Linked DNA regions of Mus musculus: region 2 is linked to region 1. A link is a loop called in an ENCODE intact Hi-C map of the cell type or tissue named here. Cell type or tissue: left cerebral cortex. All regions are shown on one strand. Links, peaks and the distances in the headings refer to the core of each region. The heading gives the core; the rest is flanking DNA.

The links. Peaks named below come from ENCODE experiments on the same cell type or tissue, not always from the same donor. Only the 100,000 strongest peaks of a DNase experiment are listed, where the experiment ranks them.
Region 2: a loop joins it to region 1, with 19 times the contacts of the local background. A loop is called at or near these places in 3 of 42 quality-filtered maps.

The regions. Positions count from the first base shown.
Region 1 is chr7:6,772,083-6,780,422 of GRCm38, reverse strand. The region is part of intron 2 of Usp29 (ubiquitin specific peptidase 29); the gene reads right to left. Among named protein-coding and RNA genes, the nearest start is that of Mir3099, 27 kb to the left of the region's middle. In left cerebral cortex, for the core only: a CTCF peak has its summit at 3,923; a DNase peak (open chromatin) is centred at 3,917.
Region 2 is chr7:6,374,604-6,382,943 of GRCm38, reverse strand. Zfp78 (zinc finger protein 78) reads right to left here. Exons shown (of 5, transcript NM_001025163.1): 4 at 7,330-7,425; 5 at 339-4,735. The coding sequence ends at 3,453. Among named protein-coding and RNA genes, the nearest start is that of Zfp28, 4.5 kb to the left of the region's middle. In left cerebral cortex, for the core only: a CTCF peak has its summit at 1,321 (motif pointing right); a DNase peak (open chromatin) is centred at 4,323; H3K4me3 peaks cover 192 bases.

The sequences.
Region 1 (8,340 bases), core at 45-8,044:
AGTACCCCCACATTATTCTCAAAATGAATTTATACATGTTGATGTAGGTCATCAATGAATCGACCTTCTCTAATGGTTGCTTCTTCCCACCCCTATCCTAATATTTTATATTTTACTTGGGGAGTCAGATCACCTCTACTCTCAAGCCCTACGGTTTAGGTGGAAATGACGTCATTTTCCAATCTAGGAAAGTAGTCTGTTCCAGGCCTGGCCAGTCACCATCTCAAGAATTGACTCATCAAAAGATCTGGAACGTTTGTGGGATTACATTGTAATAGAGTCACTGTTTTCAGGGATGATTTAGCTGGCAGCACCCATTCTCAATGACACTAGTAGCCATCTTTGCTTCTTGGACAGAGTTAGGCCAGATTAGAAGCTAACAGTTCCCAGAGATAGAAACATAAAGACCACATCTTGACATTATCTTTTGCAGCTCTTGTACTGAACAGATATAATTCTTCTTGTTTTGTTTAATCCAATTAGAGTTTATTTTTCTTTCAGTGATACATGAAATAGACATTACAAATAAAATCCTTGCCTTGGACCCTTGAGCCTCTCAGACAGGAAACATTCAAGCCATCCCTGGCCCTCCCTCTTCTTCATTCTCCATATCCAGAGACCATGCTTTTATGAAAACAGATATCTACTCATATGTGTCTCCAACTTCTTTTCTGTTTTCTAATCTTTCATGTATGTATGTATGTATGTATGTATGTATGTATGTATGTATGTATGTGAGAGTGTGTACCACAGTGAAATTGTGGTAGATAGAGGACATCTCTCAGAAATCAAGTTATCTTCTTCTGCCATGTGGGTCCTGGGGACCGAATTCAAGTTGTCAGTCTTGGCAGCAAGCATCTTTACCCACTGAGCCATCTCACCATCCCCTGAGTCTCCTAATTAAACACATCTATGTTATAACCTTTCACAGTGACACATCTCCCCCATTACATGGGTAGTTCACTCCACCTCGAGTTCTGCATCGCACTGCTACTTTTCTTAACTTCCCCTCCCCCTTCCTTCAATCCCAGGAAAGGCACTTCCAAAACACAAGCCTAACTTCTATCCGCTGGAGCCATTTCCTCTACGACATGGAAACTCTTAATTGCTAAAGTAAACACATACGCATACACATGCACACATACACACACACAATCATATATGCAGAAACACACACAAAACACACCAAAACAAAGAGAGACAAACACAGAGACACAAAGACACAGAGATTAAGAGAGAGAGACAGAGAGACAGAGACAGAGAGACAGAGCAAGATTACTGAAATACAACTGATAAGCCCAGAGGCCGTTTACTACAGATGTAGCTGCATATGGACTCCTCATAAAGTTCAGCAGAAATCTCTCATTGTCCATCTCTAGCTCTGATTCACTTCCAGGAATTGTCTCTAGCATATCCAAGGAAATACTCTTTATTTGGTCCAAACTAGGGTGTATGTCTCATCCCCAAACCACCTATAGTGACTTCTGAGGATCTAATGACTGTTACAGGAGCTGGGAAGAAAAGCACCAAGGTGGAGAGGTTGAGGTTGTCTTCCAAAGCACAAGGTAATTTTGTGGGTCTTTAAAATACTGGTAGCCATTGAGATGGCTGAAGGTAAAGGCACTTGCTGCCAAGCCTGAGGACTAAAGTTCAAGCCCTGGTGGAAAGAGAGAACTGACTCCCACGCGCTGTCTTCTGACTTTCACTAGTGTCCTGTATGCTCATGCACCTAGACAATATACACAAAATTAAAAAATAGATGTGATATTGTTTTTTTTAAGTGAACACTTTATATTGGTATACCCACCTAAAATGTACCAGGACCCCCAGGGTCAAGCTCAAGGTAAATGTATAGCTCTTTGTGGCTTCCTCTGGAGCCCTGTCTTACAGCCATCACTATAGCTTATATACCCTAGGTAGAATGCATGTTTGATGTCTCTGTCTCTGACCCTTAGACTTCTGTACGTTTCTAACCTCACAAAATACTCAGTCACACCATTACCCTTTTTAGCAATCTTATGCTCCACTTGGGGCCTCAACAACCTTAGCTGTTCCTTGAAGGAGATCCTCATCCCCTCTCCCCTCCCCCTACCAGACCCCACAAGAATAAGACTTTATGCGGAAGGTAGATGTTTACTGTTAGGAAAATAAAGCACTTTTGAACATGTATGTAGTGCAAGCTGAGTACTTGTAACCCCAACCTTTCTATCAAACCTATCTGCCCTGTCCCCTCCCCACAAATCTGTCACATCATATCTATTTATGTTGTTTGTGACCCACTGAGATTAATCAGGGCCACGTGTGAGACTATAGGTTTGAAGCTATGGGAGTCTGGCAGGTTCAGCAGAGGAGACACAACCAAAGATGGTGATCCCCACTCCCATCCCAGAGTCTATCAATAGTCAGTAGTTTTGACATAAAAGGAGGGCCTCCCCCTCCCCTGACTGATGGTTGACAGAGCTGGTCTTGTGGGGGTAGAGCGCAGGAATTCACAGTCGCTGTGAGTTAATGGTTGTGTGGAATCCAGAGAATGGCATTTCACAGTTTATTCTTATCTCTCAGTTCAGATGTGCTCCCCTCCTCCCTCTCCTGGAAGTTGTTCACTGAGCCTTAGAGAGGGGGGTAGAAGCCACCTAAGGCTGAGACGGGTCTCTTATTTTCTGCATCTTGGGCAGTTGTGAGTGTCTGCATTCACTACTCTTCATAGAAGGAGACGCTTCTGTGGCTGCTTTTGACTCTCTAAGCATCAGCATTTAGAAGGCACTTGATGTTTGTGTTCCGTTTATGTTGTCTAATCCTTAGAGAAACTAGCCATCTTCCTGATTTGCCAGGACCATATCTCTCTACCTGTATCCCCACCACAGATCGGCCTAGTATAATACACAATCTGTGTGGCTAGCCATGGCTTGGGAGTGCATGACCCACAGCAGGCCAGCTAAGGCTATTCTTCTAGGTGCAAAGGAAGCTGGCCTTCCTCACACAGATAAATGACCTGAGAGTGATCATCTATCCCCATGCTCTTATGGGGAAGCTTTGCGTGACAGTGCCCTGCCAGTGTACAGGCTCAAATAGAGAAGAGACAGCTGCTGGCTACATTCCATCACCCCAGGACAGCTACACCCTCTCCTCCCTGACAGCCAGTTCCTGGAGCCAAGAAATTCTCCCCCCCAACACACACCCTTGCTGAAACTGGTTTGAGAACTCTGTCATCCTCAGTCCTCCAAGCCAAGCAGGGGCCCCTGCTGTTCCATGCATTGGCCATGTGTATTAACTGAAAAACCTTCCTCGGCAGGGTGAGGCTTGCAGTGAAATCTGTTGGGGCCATTTATTTTACCATGTAGAGTCCTACATGATCACACATTGGGAAAGACATACATTTTTGTGAAGCATGTACTGAAAAAATTGTCCATGTACTGAAAAAAAATGATTTTAATGCACAATGGCTGCCATTTGAGACACCACTTACGAGGAGGGTACATGACTACCCTCCTCGTAATCATGGATTGCATGAGAAAGCTGTCAAAATGAATCAAATTTCAGAGACACAATACAGCAGGTGTTAGCTGAGGTTGGAATCTATGCAGTGACCCCGCCTCCCCCCACCCCCAATCCCAGCCCCACAGGCAACTAGCTGTGTGCCCAAGGCATGTTATAAGCCCTTTCTGGTCCTTAGTGTCTTCCTGGGTAAAAATGAGCATGATAGTAAATATGTAAAAGGCCTTCCAGGATGGGTGGCGAGGACCAAGTAGGAGAGTTGATGCAAAGCACACAGAACCGTGCCACGCGTTTGGAAAGCCCAAATAAGTACAAGCTGTGGCTCACCTCCCACTTTTGCTGAGTGTTTCATAGAAAGAGGCAGGCAGAAAATATTTGCCGTGCCACCAAAAATATCAGAGAGAAGAGGGAAAACACAGCGATGGGGCTGAATAGGAGGATCCCACCATCTGAATACCCCAGCAGGCCTTCCTTAGAATAGCTACGATGGATCCCACACCATATGTCCTCTTCTCCTGCCAAATGCTTAGTGGCTTTCCTCTGAGGTAGTTTCTTCCCTGGCTCTCATTTCCTAAAGCTCAGCAGAGCTGAGTCCTTAGCTGAATCTAGGATTGGGATGCTCACACACATGATCCAGCCAAGGTCACCAGAGCCCGACCTGTGCTTCTTGCTGAGGCGTGAAAGTTCTCAAGGGGACACTGACAATGATTGTTATGGGCTAAGAAGTTTGTTGGGAGAGGTATTAATGGCACAGGCAGACAGATAAACAACAGTATGGTGGGAACACAGGAGATTCTGGTCCCTAGTGCCATTAAGGCACAACATAGTAGAAATTCTGAAGAGAAAAGCAGGCCCTTGTGGTGGAGTTGAGGGTCCTTCCTGAGAACAGGTTGGGGGTTCACAGCCATGCTCACTGATTCCCCCATCAGGAGCTAAAAGAGAGAGTGGGGAGCAGGATGTGTCAATACCCTGTACCTTCTTTGATGTAAACTTACTTCCGTGGCTAGAGACACTGGCATCTGGAAATCTGTTAGCTTCTCAGAGGATGCTCTCAAGAGACACCTGTCAGTATCTCCCAGAAGGGTGTGGCTTCTCTGGGGTTTGTGGTGGGAGCAGCAGTCTGCTCTGGATTCTAAAAAGGTTATGTTATACTTTAGTTTCTATTGCTATGATAAAATGCCCGGACAAAAGTAATTTGGAAAGAAAGCATTTAGTTTAGCTCACTACTCCAGGCAACAATCCATCCTAGTAGGAAGCCAATGAAGCAGGAACTTGAAACAGCTGGTCGCATGATATTCAAAGAGGGATGAGTTAATGCCTGCTAGCTGGTATTCACTTTCTCCCCTCCTATACAGTCCAGGACCCAAGCACAAGGACTGGTCCCACTTACTGTTAGACGGAATGTTCTCATGCCAATGACAGACTCAAGGCAATCCACAGACATGCCTAGAGGCCTACCTGATCTAGACAGTTCTTCATGTTAGCACTAACCATCACAGCTTGTGGAGCTGGACCTCCCAGGGGTCACCCTGCTGTGAGCTGAGGAGATCCTAGCTGAGTTCAACTGAGAAAAAAAGTAGAGAACAATACAGGGTAGAGATGTGGGTCCATTGGTAGAGAGCTTGCCCAGGAAGCTCTGGGCTCACTTCCCAGCACCTCATGAACATGGGAGTGAGTGGGGCTTGTCTGAAATGCCAGCACTGGGAAGGCAGAAGCAAGAAGAACAGGAGTTCTAAGATTCCTTGGCTACATTGTGACTTTGAGGCCAGCCTGGGCTATGAGACCATATTTTTAAAAAACGTAGCATTGTGATGAGCTTAGTCCATCTTGCTATCCTGGCTAATGAACCTATCTGAAATGGTTTCTCTTCCTTGCAACTAAGAGATGTTAATGGGAATCCTCACTCTACCATCTCAATTAGAGTATCCTTGACTATTACAAGAGACCTTCAACAACACAGGGGCCTGTTGAGTGATTCCTCAGAGAGGTACCAGCCACTCTTTCTAGCCCTACTTCCCTGGCATGACATTCTTCCCCAGATGCACATGGTCTGAGTGTCTTGGGAGGAGTATACAGAGCAAAGAAACTGAAAAGGTAATGATTGTCTGTGCAGCCATGGGAAAATTGTCACCATTGCTGGGGTGAGACTTCATGCTGATACTGCTATTAGGGGACAGTGTCATACAAACCTCCTGCAAATAACCCCCAACTCATGCGTCTGTAAGTCAACCCACTAAAGTCCTTAGTTCATCAAGTTGGGAAAATATATGTCCACAGAACACATCTGCATCACTGATGTGTGTGTGTATGTGTGTGTATGTGTGCGTGTTTGTGTGTATCTGTTTGTGTGTATGTGTCAAACAGACAGACAGAGAAGGAGAGGCAGAGAGACAGAGTAACAGAAAGACAGTGTGTCTTCTCTTAACTTAGTTGATTTGTCCAATTGAGAGACCCAACTAATACAAGAGCTAAGTATGAGAAGAAAAACAATAAACCTGCATTAATTTTATACATCCATGGGGGTTTTCATCAGCATCTGATGTGAGAAGCAGGGTACCTCTACACATTTTAGACAGAGAGCAATATGTTTGAGAAGGCGTGACAAGACAGATGGGTCTCTGACTGGGGGAGTAAACTCCAGGCCGTCGCTAGGAGATATATGGGGCCGTCAGCCTAGGGGGAGATAAGGGCTACTTCAGGGTGTTTACACAGGTTCAGGGCAGCCCAGTCACCAGCCTGTGGTCATCAGGGCTCTGTCCCAGCCTTCATGGTTGAAAGGATCTTTATGGCCTGTTGCTCCGGGGAGAGGCCGGCTGAATGAACCTTCCTGTGGCTACAGTTCCTCTGGGAGTTTCAGCCTGAAACAGCTGACAGGCCAATGTGGTAGATTTTGAGATGGTTTGTCCTTGTCTCTTTCACTTTTCCACGTAATATCTCTTTCCTTGACACGTTGCTTGGAATTTCACAACCTGCCGCTTTTTGTGTCATAGAGAAACGCATGTGCACCAACAAGCCGAAAAAGCTCCATAAATATGGAAAGAAGGGAAAGTGAGATGGTTAAGGGGGTAAAGGGAGGTTTTTTTCACGAAGCTGGAGAAGCCTGAGGACCTGGATTTGATCCCCAAGATCTACATGGTAGAAGGAAAGAACTGACTCATTCAAGTTGCCTTCTGACTTCTGCATGAATGCTGTGGTGCATGTGCGCACATACACACAGCATACAGATACATAAATAAGTATATATATAATTTTAAAATTCACATTTGAATAGATTCATAGAGGTAATGGCTCTCAGGCAGGGAAGGCCTAGGGAATGAAAAGACTTTAAGGAGATACATGCTGGCATGGCCCCATGATCTCAAGTGTTTAATGGTTTTCAGAGGCCATTTTGTTTTTAAATTTTCTTTTTTATTTATTTTTTCATAAATGTATATATCAAAAAAATAAAATAAATGTATATATTGTATGCTGTGTATACTATTCTTTCTCACCTCAGTGGATTAATCCCCTTTGTCCTCTATAGCTTCATTTGTACTTTCATGTTACATATACATCCATGATTTGTACAAACCTATTTAAAATCTAGAAACTTCACAAAAGCAAAAAATATGAGTCTTTCTGAGCCTGGCTTATCTCCTGTTATTCCTGTATGTGGATACTGCCTTGTGACAGTGATCTGTGTACACAGGAGTACATGTGAGTGTGGCTATAAACTACAGGATTAGAACTGAGATCAGGACAGGGGAAAAAGAGGAGGTGAACAAGTGGGGATGTCAGGGCAACAGGATGCTTGTGACATGAAAGGAGAAAGGAGGTACTGAGGGTGGAAAGATACAAGAGAAGATGGGGGATGGGGGATGGGAGATGGGGGATGGGGAGAAGAGCTAGGGAGAAGAATCAACAAAAGCAACTTTTGTTCAAAAATCCATAATGAAACCTAATGTTTTGTATAATAATTAAAAACAAACTTTAGGAATCCTGTTTTTAAAGTGCACTCACATTCTGGCAATTAACATAAATATTTTTCTTTATGGAAAATAATCTACACACATATATCTACATGTATGGATAGATAGATAGATAGACAGACAGACAGATGATAGATAGATAGATAGATAGATAGATAGATAGATAGATAGATCGTTCCCAATTTCTGTATCCACATCTCTGTTCATGGATACCTAGGCTGGTCCCCACATCGTAGTTATTGTGAACAGTGCTGAAAAAAAAAACTTGATGTGCAAGTATCTGTGTGATATACTGACTTAAATTCTTTTGGGTGAGTAACTGAACAGAGTGGTATGGCTGGGTCATATGGAAGGCCTATAGCCCAAGTCTTAAGAAAGCAAGCAAGGAGAGAATTAATAGAGATACCAGGCCTGACAACTGGCTCCCAAGTTCTGCAGCCTGGCTATGTCATGAGGCTGAAATCTGTCAAAACAGCATCTAAATCTTCATTGATTCATTTGAAATAAAGTCCAAACTTGCTGTGATGTCAAACATCCTAAGTCTTGGCATTTAGCAAGGAGTGACATCAAGACTGAGGCTTTAGAACACCAGCCCAAGTTACATTGTAAGTTGCAGGACAGCCTAAACTGCATAGCCTGGCACTGTTTTAGAGAAAAACCGTAAAGACAAAGGCAAGAAAGAGAGATACGAACGAAGATGGCTCCGTGGGTAAAGGTGCTTCTCACCATGCCTGATGAGCTGGTGGGAGGGGAGAACCAACTCCAGCAAGCTATCTTCTGACTTCCACCCAGGCACATATATGCACACAAACACACAAACATAAGTAAAGCAAGAGAATGGAATTTTATATGTCACAGTAGTTCTCAGGCTTCTTAA
Region 2 (8,340 bases), core at 106-8,105, 400 kb after region 1:
GGCAATGCGGGCTTTTGGCAAGTCCACAGTGGTTCTGGTTGCATGTACTTTTCAGTTTGGGATTCAGTTGCTGCCATTGCAATCTTCACCTCTCCACTAGACCACCTCGACTTTAGTGCCTAGTGTTCAAAATGCCCCTCTGTATGTACTACCAAGTTTTAGGTCTGCAGGTTTCCCCAGGTTTTCTTCTGCGGTGCCTCTTTAATATGTTCACTCTTGCCTTTAATCGCAGTGCCCGGGAGTAAGAGACAGCCGGATCTCAGAATTCGAGACCAACCTGATCTGCAGAGCGAGTTCCAGGACAGTCAGGGCTACACAGAGAAACGGGGAAGCGGGGTGAGGTGAGGGGAGCGCAGTTTATTCTTTGTCGGTTTCATACATGTATATATACTGTATCTTGATCATATCCAACACATCTCCTCTCCCAACCATCCCCAATACTTCCACATTCCTTTTGCCACCCCACCACACTTTTTTTTTAAATATAGCCCTGTTAGTGCCGCCTACCAGTATACCAGTGGAGTGTGACATGAACAATCTACCAGAGGCCACATCCCCAAAGAAAAATGACTCCCACTCTCTCAGCTGCCATCATTTGCTTATAGCTCCTCAGCTAGGTGTGGAGGGGTACGCCCTTCCTCTATCAATGGCTATAATATTGATCGGCGCTGGTAATTACCAGCAATCTTGTGCTGGTAATCAGTTTCTATGAGTTCATGAGCACAACATGCCCAAAACCATTCCACAGCACTCCTTGCCATTCTCAGACTCTTACATTCTTTCTCCTTCGTCTAATACGATGTTCCCAGACCCTTGAGAAGGTATACAAGAATGTCCCATTTAGGACTGTGAGCTGCCTATTTTTGTCATTCAGTTATCATCTGAGAGAGTGTTGTGTGGCTCTGGATGTTCTGGAACTCACTCTGTAGACCAGGCTGGCCTCGAACTCGGAGATCTGCCTGCCTCTGCCTCTGGAAGGGCTGGTTTTAAAAGTGTGTGTCACTACCGCTGAGCAAGCAGAATATTCTTTATATAAAATGTTTGAGAACAAAAGTGTTATTTTTTTTTCTGAGTGGTAAATATGTGCATACCGTAATGAAATATTTTAGAAAAGAAACCAACATCTAAATATAAAACCATTTATGCTTCACAAACACCTCATATAACCAGAAGGAAATTTTATACTAAAAAATTCTTAAGCAAAAACAATATTGCAGCATTGTCACCACAAAGATTTTTTGAAAGGTTGGTTTATTATTTTATGTAAATGATGCTCTATCTGTATGTACATCCGCTTTCCAGAAGAGGGCATCAGATCCCAGGATAAATGGTTGTGAGCCACCATATGGTTGCTGGGAATTGAACTCAGGATTTTGGGAAGAGCAGACTGCTCTTAACATCTGAGCCATCTCTCCAGCCCCTGAAAGACTTGCTTTTATTTTATGTGGATGAGTGTTTTGTCTTCATGTATTGTGTGCATTGCGTGCCTACAGTTCTTGTGGAGCCCAGAAAAGAGCATCCCCTGGAAGTTGGGTTACAGACAGTTGTGAGCTGCTATATGGGTGCTGGGACCCAAATCCAAGTCCTCTGCAAAACCAGCAAGCGCTCTTAACCACTGAGCCATCTCGCCAGCCCTGGCAATTTGATAACAAATTGGGTGGGGGGTAGAGGAAGAGAATGAACTTAGGATAAACAAGGAAAGGCAGGCATACAGTCCAACAGAACCTACCATGAGATGGACTTTACAAAAACCACCCAGAGTCCTCTGGAACAACGAGAATGGAAGTTTGTGTCCCCTGTTTTCCTATTTCTGCAGTGTGTACTCATCTTGCATGTGATCTTTCAGTTTGTTTTTATCCAAGGCCTCGCTATGTAGCCCTGACTGCCCTAGAACTCTGTAAACCTGGCTGATCTCTAACTCAGAGACCCATCTGTCTCTACCTCCAGAGTGCTGAAATGAGATGTGTGTGCCTCCAAACACAGCCACAATCACCCTTTCAAATTTTACTTTTATTTATTTATTTGTATATATGCATTTGTAGGCTTGATTGCCCATGTGCGTGTGTGTGGAGACCATTAGTCGGTGTTGGGAGTCTGTCGCCCTCCACCTTACATTTTGAGATAGGATCTCATGGTAAGCCTGGGGCTCCCTGTTTCGGCTAGACTGGCCTGCTGGGGGCTTGTTAGTAAATATAAGAATGTTTCTTTTGTGACCTAGACTATATATACACATGTGTATTTTTTCCCAAATAAATTCTAATTCTTTGTTCCAGTCTTTAACTTCTAGGCACTTCCTAAAACAGATTCTACGTACCAGACCAGATTTAATTTCTTTACCAATAAGAAAACATAACCTTTAGGATCATTAGAAAGCTTCCATCTTAAATACACTACACATACTAATTGTTCCACCTGAAGACACTTTCAGTTTCTAAATTGTTGTCATCACCTAAGTTCCAAATTTGAGAGGCCATGGTTTAGAAATAATTTTTCTGGTCTAACACATTTTCTAAGCACCCCTATGGGTCAGTGTATTGAAGTCCTTTCATTTTATGTTCTCTTGGTATCTATTTCATTGAAGTTTTAACTTTCCCAGGCTGGAGGTGTAGGTCAGTCACCTTTGACACTTCCTAGTATCACACCATCCACAAGTGGCTCAAGCTGGTGCCAAGAACAAGAACCCGTCAAAGGGGGCTGCCTGCCTTCACTGCTCCCTTTAAATGCACTGCTGAAGATGGACTGGGCACATATGTCGCAATGATCACTTTCTACACCTGAGATGACCTCCCAGAACTCATGCCTGCTTGTTGCGACTCAACAAAGGAAATCTGTAACCCTGGGCCCAATAAAGCATTGGCTCAGGGATACCCCCTCATGTTCCTTTGCCTCTGTGTGTGGCCTCTCTGTGTTCTGTGCTGATGTGTCTCCTAATCATTGAAGGGATGTTCTCCATCCAAACTTAATACAGTCAATCATGTGGCTAAACATTTTATGTGCATTAAATAAACATTTTACAATGAGTATTAGAAGAGTTACATAAATAACATGTATATTTTTAAAAAGAAATTTTCTGACTGTAAAATAAATGAGTAATAAACTTGAAGGAAACAAGATGGATTACAGACATTTGAAAAAGTCCAAGCAAAACAATTGTGTTTTGGATCAGGAGGCTAAGGGGCCAAACCTAAATGGAAATACTTAGCAGGTATATGCACAGGACCTGAGGACAGGGAGGGATGCCTGAGATGACTGCATCAAGAACTCACCAATGATGGGTGGTTTAGGAACATTTACTGAAGATTTCTCCCCATCCCTTACATTCCTAAGAGCTCTTTGACCTGTGTGAGATCTTCCATGTAGAGTACAGTGAACAATCTGGTTGAAAGCTAAATTCTCTGATGAACGCTACAGGTTCGTAGGCGGCTAAAGGGTTTGCCATGGGGGACACATTTTTACAGTTTCTTTCCAGTGTGATACCTTTGGTGGCAATTAAGGGATGACTTTCTTCTGAAGGCCCTTCCACATTTCTCACATACATAGGGCCTCTGACCAGTGTGAAGTCTCTGATGCTGAGCACGGGAGGAGCCATCACCAAATGCCTTTCCACATTCCGCACATTTGTAAGGCTTCTCTCCAGTATGGACCCTCTTGTGTCTTATAAGATAGGCAGCATGTGTGAAGGTTTTGCCGCATTCATTACACTCATAAGGTTTCTCTCCTGTATGGATTTTCTGATGTCTGGCAAGATAGGCACTTCTATTGAAAAATTTACCACACTGCTTACATTCAAAAGGTTTTTCTCCCGTGTGGTTTCTCTGATGAATAGTCAGCTGGGAACTCTCCCTAAAGGTCTTCCCACATTCGTTACATTCATAGGGCTCTTCTCCAGTATGAATTCTTGAGTGAACAACAAGGTGTATACTCTGCCGAAAAGCTTTCCCACAGTCCTTGCATTTATATGGTTTCTCTCCAGAATGTACTCTTTGGTGGCCAGTGAGTGACATGCTGTGGTTAAAGGCTTTCCCACAGATTTCACACTTGTAAGGTTTCTCACCCGTGTGAATCCTGTGGTGCTGAGCCAGGTGGGCAGGCTGCCTGAAGGACTTTGCGCACTCCTTACATTTATACGGTTTTTCTCCGGTGTGAATTCTCCGGTGTACAGTGAGGTATGAATTCTGGCTGAAGGCTTTCTTACATTCCTCACACTGGAAGAGTTTCTCGTGGGTGTGTGTTGTGTGGTGCTGAGCCAGGTGGTGGCTCTGCTTGAAGGCCTTTCCGCAGACGGTGCATTGATATGGTTTCTCCCCCGTGTGAATTCTCTGGTGAACTGTAACAGCTGAGCTGTGGGTGAAGGTTTTCTCACATTCATTACATTTAAAAATGGTCTTCCCTGCCCAGATTTTCTTGTATTTCCATACCTTGGGATTTTTGGAGAAGCTTTTCTTATTTGACTTGTGAGTATAAATATTCTCTTCTACACTATCCAGATGGGCAGATTTTAAGGATTCGGTGTGTTTGTAGCCTATTTCTTTAGTGTGGGTTCCTTTGTGAGTGACTGTTTCTTTCAGGTTAAATATTTCTTGACTCATCTGTCTATCCAGAAGGTCTTTGCATTTCTGCTTCCTTCCAGAAGTGAGAGACTCACAACCAAGACTTGTAGTGTTCTCCACTGCCACATCCTCAAACACCAACTGCCTGAGAGATAATTCGTGTGTCTTCTGTACAGATTTACCACCTGAAAATGTAAAACACAAAGTCTTCTTTATCATCTGCCATCTAACAAAAGCAGCACTTCAAGTGGAGTAATCCTCAACGATTTGATAAACTCCATATAATTGCATACAAGTATTTCAACTGGGAAATGTGCAAGGATGTCCCTGAGAATAAGAGCTTTGTGATAATCTAGACCCTATTGGATGAAAAACTAGATAACTTCACTGCATAGAGGTGCAAAGCACACCTATGGGTGTAGACGTGAGGTTGTTTCCAAAGCCATTAACTAGGGAGGTGACACTTTCCCTGGAAGTGTCACTATCCAATGAACTGGGAGATTGAAATAAAAGAAAAAGAAAGAGGAAATTCAGTAGCAAGGGCAGGCTTCTATTTGCTTTCTGGCTGCCATGACTAAATAGATTTCTTCCACCATGCCCTTCCTCCATGTTTCTTCATGGCCACCAGTCCAAAAGCAACAGAGACAGTGGACCATAGATGTAAACCTCTGAAACCATGGGCCAGAAACAAAAACCCTTCCTCTTTTAAAATGCGATGGAAACAAATATGGCATCAGGGAAGAGATCTAGAACAACATGGGGAAATGACAAAGTAAATGAAGAATAAGATGAGGTCCTAGAAGTCATTTGTAATGATAATGCTGATTTGACCAGAATACAAATTAAATTCACTTCTGTAATGTCTCCTACCTTTAAAAATATTTATTTATTTATTTATTTATTTACTCATTCAATATGTGTGGATGATTTGTCTGCATGTATGTCTATGCACCATGCACATGCCTGGTGCCTACAGAGGCCAGAAGATTCTCCTGGAACTGGAGTGGCAGACAGTTGGGAGCTGCCATGTGGGTGCTGGGAATGGAACCCAAGTCTTACCCACTGAGGTAGCTTTCCAGCCTCCTGTTTCCTACTTTTGATTAATTAGTATATATAGTTAAGCTCACTTAGTTTAACTACCAATATATTTCATTACTACTGCTTCTTGGAACTCTCTAGAGAGTCCCAGCAAGCACACACACCACACGATGCTTCATGACTTCCCTTGGGATTTAAAGGCAAGTGCGCGAATAGAATTTCATCATCAGAAAACAGTGCTCCTAAGTAAACCTTTATGTGTTTGTGTCTCAGTACACCAAACTCTTTCTCACACAACTCAGGTTTCATAGTAAGGGGTTTTTCTTCATTCTCTCACTTTCAACAACATAGGAAGAGCATCACTTTTCGGGCCTTTTAATATGGGGGTTTAGAAGCTGGAGGGATGGCTCAATTGTCTGCTCTTCCAGAGGTTCTGAGTTCCCAGCAACCACATAGTGGCTCACAACCAGGTATGCATGCAGACCTAACAAGCACTCGTACACATAAAATAAATGAATGGATCTTAAGAAAAGATTGCTTTAAAAAAATTATGGGGTTTTGCTGTTATCTGATGGTTAGGAACAGGTGTCTCAGTAAAGGACTATGGAGCTGAGATTGGCTCCTGAGCATGTCTGCAGAGGATCACCTTGACTGTCTGAATTGATGTGGGAAGATCCAGCCTAAATACAGGCCACAGAATTCTCAGCTTTGGGGCCCTGGATAGTGTTGCAGAATATCTGATCACATTGGGAACTCCAAGATTGTGAATTGGGAAAACTTGTTGTAATGTGACTCAGCTCTAGCACACACCTTTGAACCAAGAGCTAAATAAAGTCAACCCTAAGTCAGGAGGCGGAGCAAGTAACCAGCCAACAGGGAGTGAGCATAAGTAAACAGAAAGGAGGGGACAATGAGGAGAACGGTATTTTTTTTAATGATTTATTTATTCATTTTATGTATGTGAGCACACTGTAGCTGTCTTCACCAGCTACACCAGAAGAGGGCATTAGATCCCATTCCAGATGGTGTGAGCCACCATGTGGTTGCTGGGAATTGAACTCAGGACCTCTGAAAAAGCAGCCAGTGCTCTTAACCACTGAGCCACCTCTCCAGCCCGAGAATGGTATTTTTTAAGACAACATGGAGAAGGAGAAAGAGGCTTTTTCATTCTGGGGCATCAATGAATAGGAAGGTCAGCTGGGTGTTTTCTCTGCCTCTCTGGGCTAGCAAACTGTCTGTCACCCCAGCATCCAGCTGGAGTCTTCATTGGTAAAATTGAATGTTTGTCTTTAAAACAACAGGATTGTATATGAGTAGAGAAAGCTAGCTTCATAGCAGGCAAGCATGCTTCCACTCTCTCTGCTCTGTGGCTAGCTGTTTCAATGTCCTGCCAATATGAATTCCCAACAATGATGGACTACCATGTGCAACTGCAGCTGAAATAAACATTGTCCCCCTTAAGGCCACTCTGGTCAGGGCACCTCATCCCAGCAATGGAAGCAGAAGCAGGACATCCTCCTCTGTATACAATGACTTACTACAGAGACAAGAGGAAAGCAGAAGACACAAGCAGGACGTAGAAGGGAGGAATCCATGCCAAGCAAGGAAACGTCAGCTCACACCCGGGATGCAAGGCTTAGGAAGAGTTTCTGGGCAGCCTCAGCCCAGGTAAGGACCTCTGAAGATAGATGGCAGAGCCATTCCCTAGAAACGGTTTTCAATCTGCTTCTTGACTTCTCACCTTGTACTCTGCTTCCTGTCACCTGACCCTTCACCTCCCAAGGCTCCTTCCCATGTTCCAATAAGGAGATTAGAGATGGTTTGGAAATGCAAGCTCCTGCATTAAAAAAAAAAAAGACACAAAAATAGGCCATGTTTTGGTTGTTTGGATTCCTAAGTCCGCTCCTTAAATTTGATGCAACTACAAAATAAAAAATCAAACACATTTGATATCTATCTTATGATAGACTGCATAAAACTCTGGAATAGTCTGGTGGCCAGCTGTCAACAGTCAACCCTCAGCAATTATACTGTTTCTTATGGAGTGGAGGAAGGGCAAGAACTTGGCTTGGTGTTTTTAAAGGGCCATCACAGTAATAAATGAGAAAATAGCCTGCTAGGAGATCAGTGTAAAGAGATGTCTCAGTGCTTGGGAGAACATGCTGTTCTTGAAGACCTAGGTTCAATTTACAGCCCCTGGCAGCTCAGCAACACCTGTAACTGCAGCCCCAGGAGATTTAAGACCCTGTTGTGCATGCAACTACACTCAATGAACATACCTCCATATAGTCACATATACATTTTTGTTTCATTTTTTGAATCAGGGTTTCTCTGTTTAGCCCTGGCTGTCCTGAAACTCACTCTGTAGACTAGACTAGCCTCTAACTCAAGAGATCCGCCTGCCTCTGCCTCCCAAGTGCTGGAATTAAAGGTGTGTGCCACCACGCCCGGCAGCAGGTACATATTATTTTTTAAAAGATTTATTTATTTATTTATATGAGTACACTGTCCCTGTCTACACACACACCAGAAGAGGGCATCAGATCCCATGACAGATGGTTGTGAGCCACCATGTGGTTGCTAGAGATTGAACTCAGGACCTCTGGAAGAGCAGCCAGTGCTCTTAACTGCTGAGCCATTTCTCCAGCCCACATATTTTTTTAAATGTATTTTTTAAAATTACAAATGAAATCTCTTTATAAAATTAAAATAAATGAATTGTGAAAGGATATTAGAGACAGTTTGGAGTCTG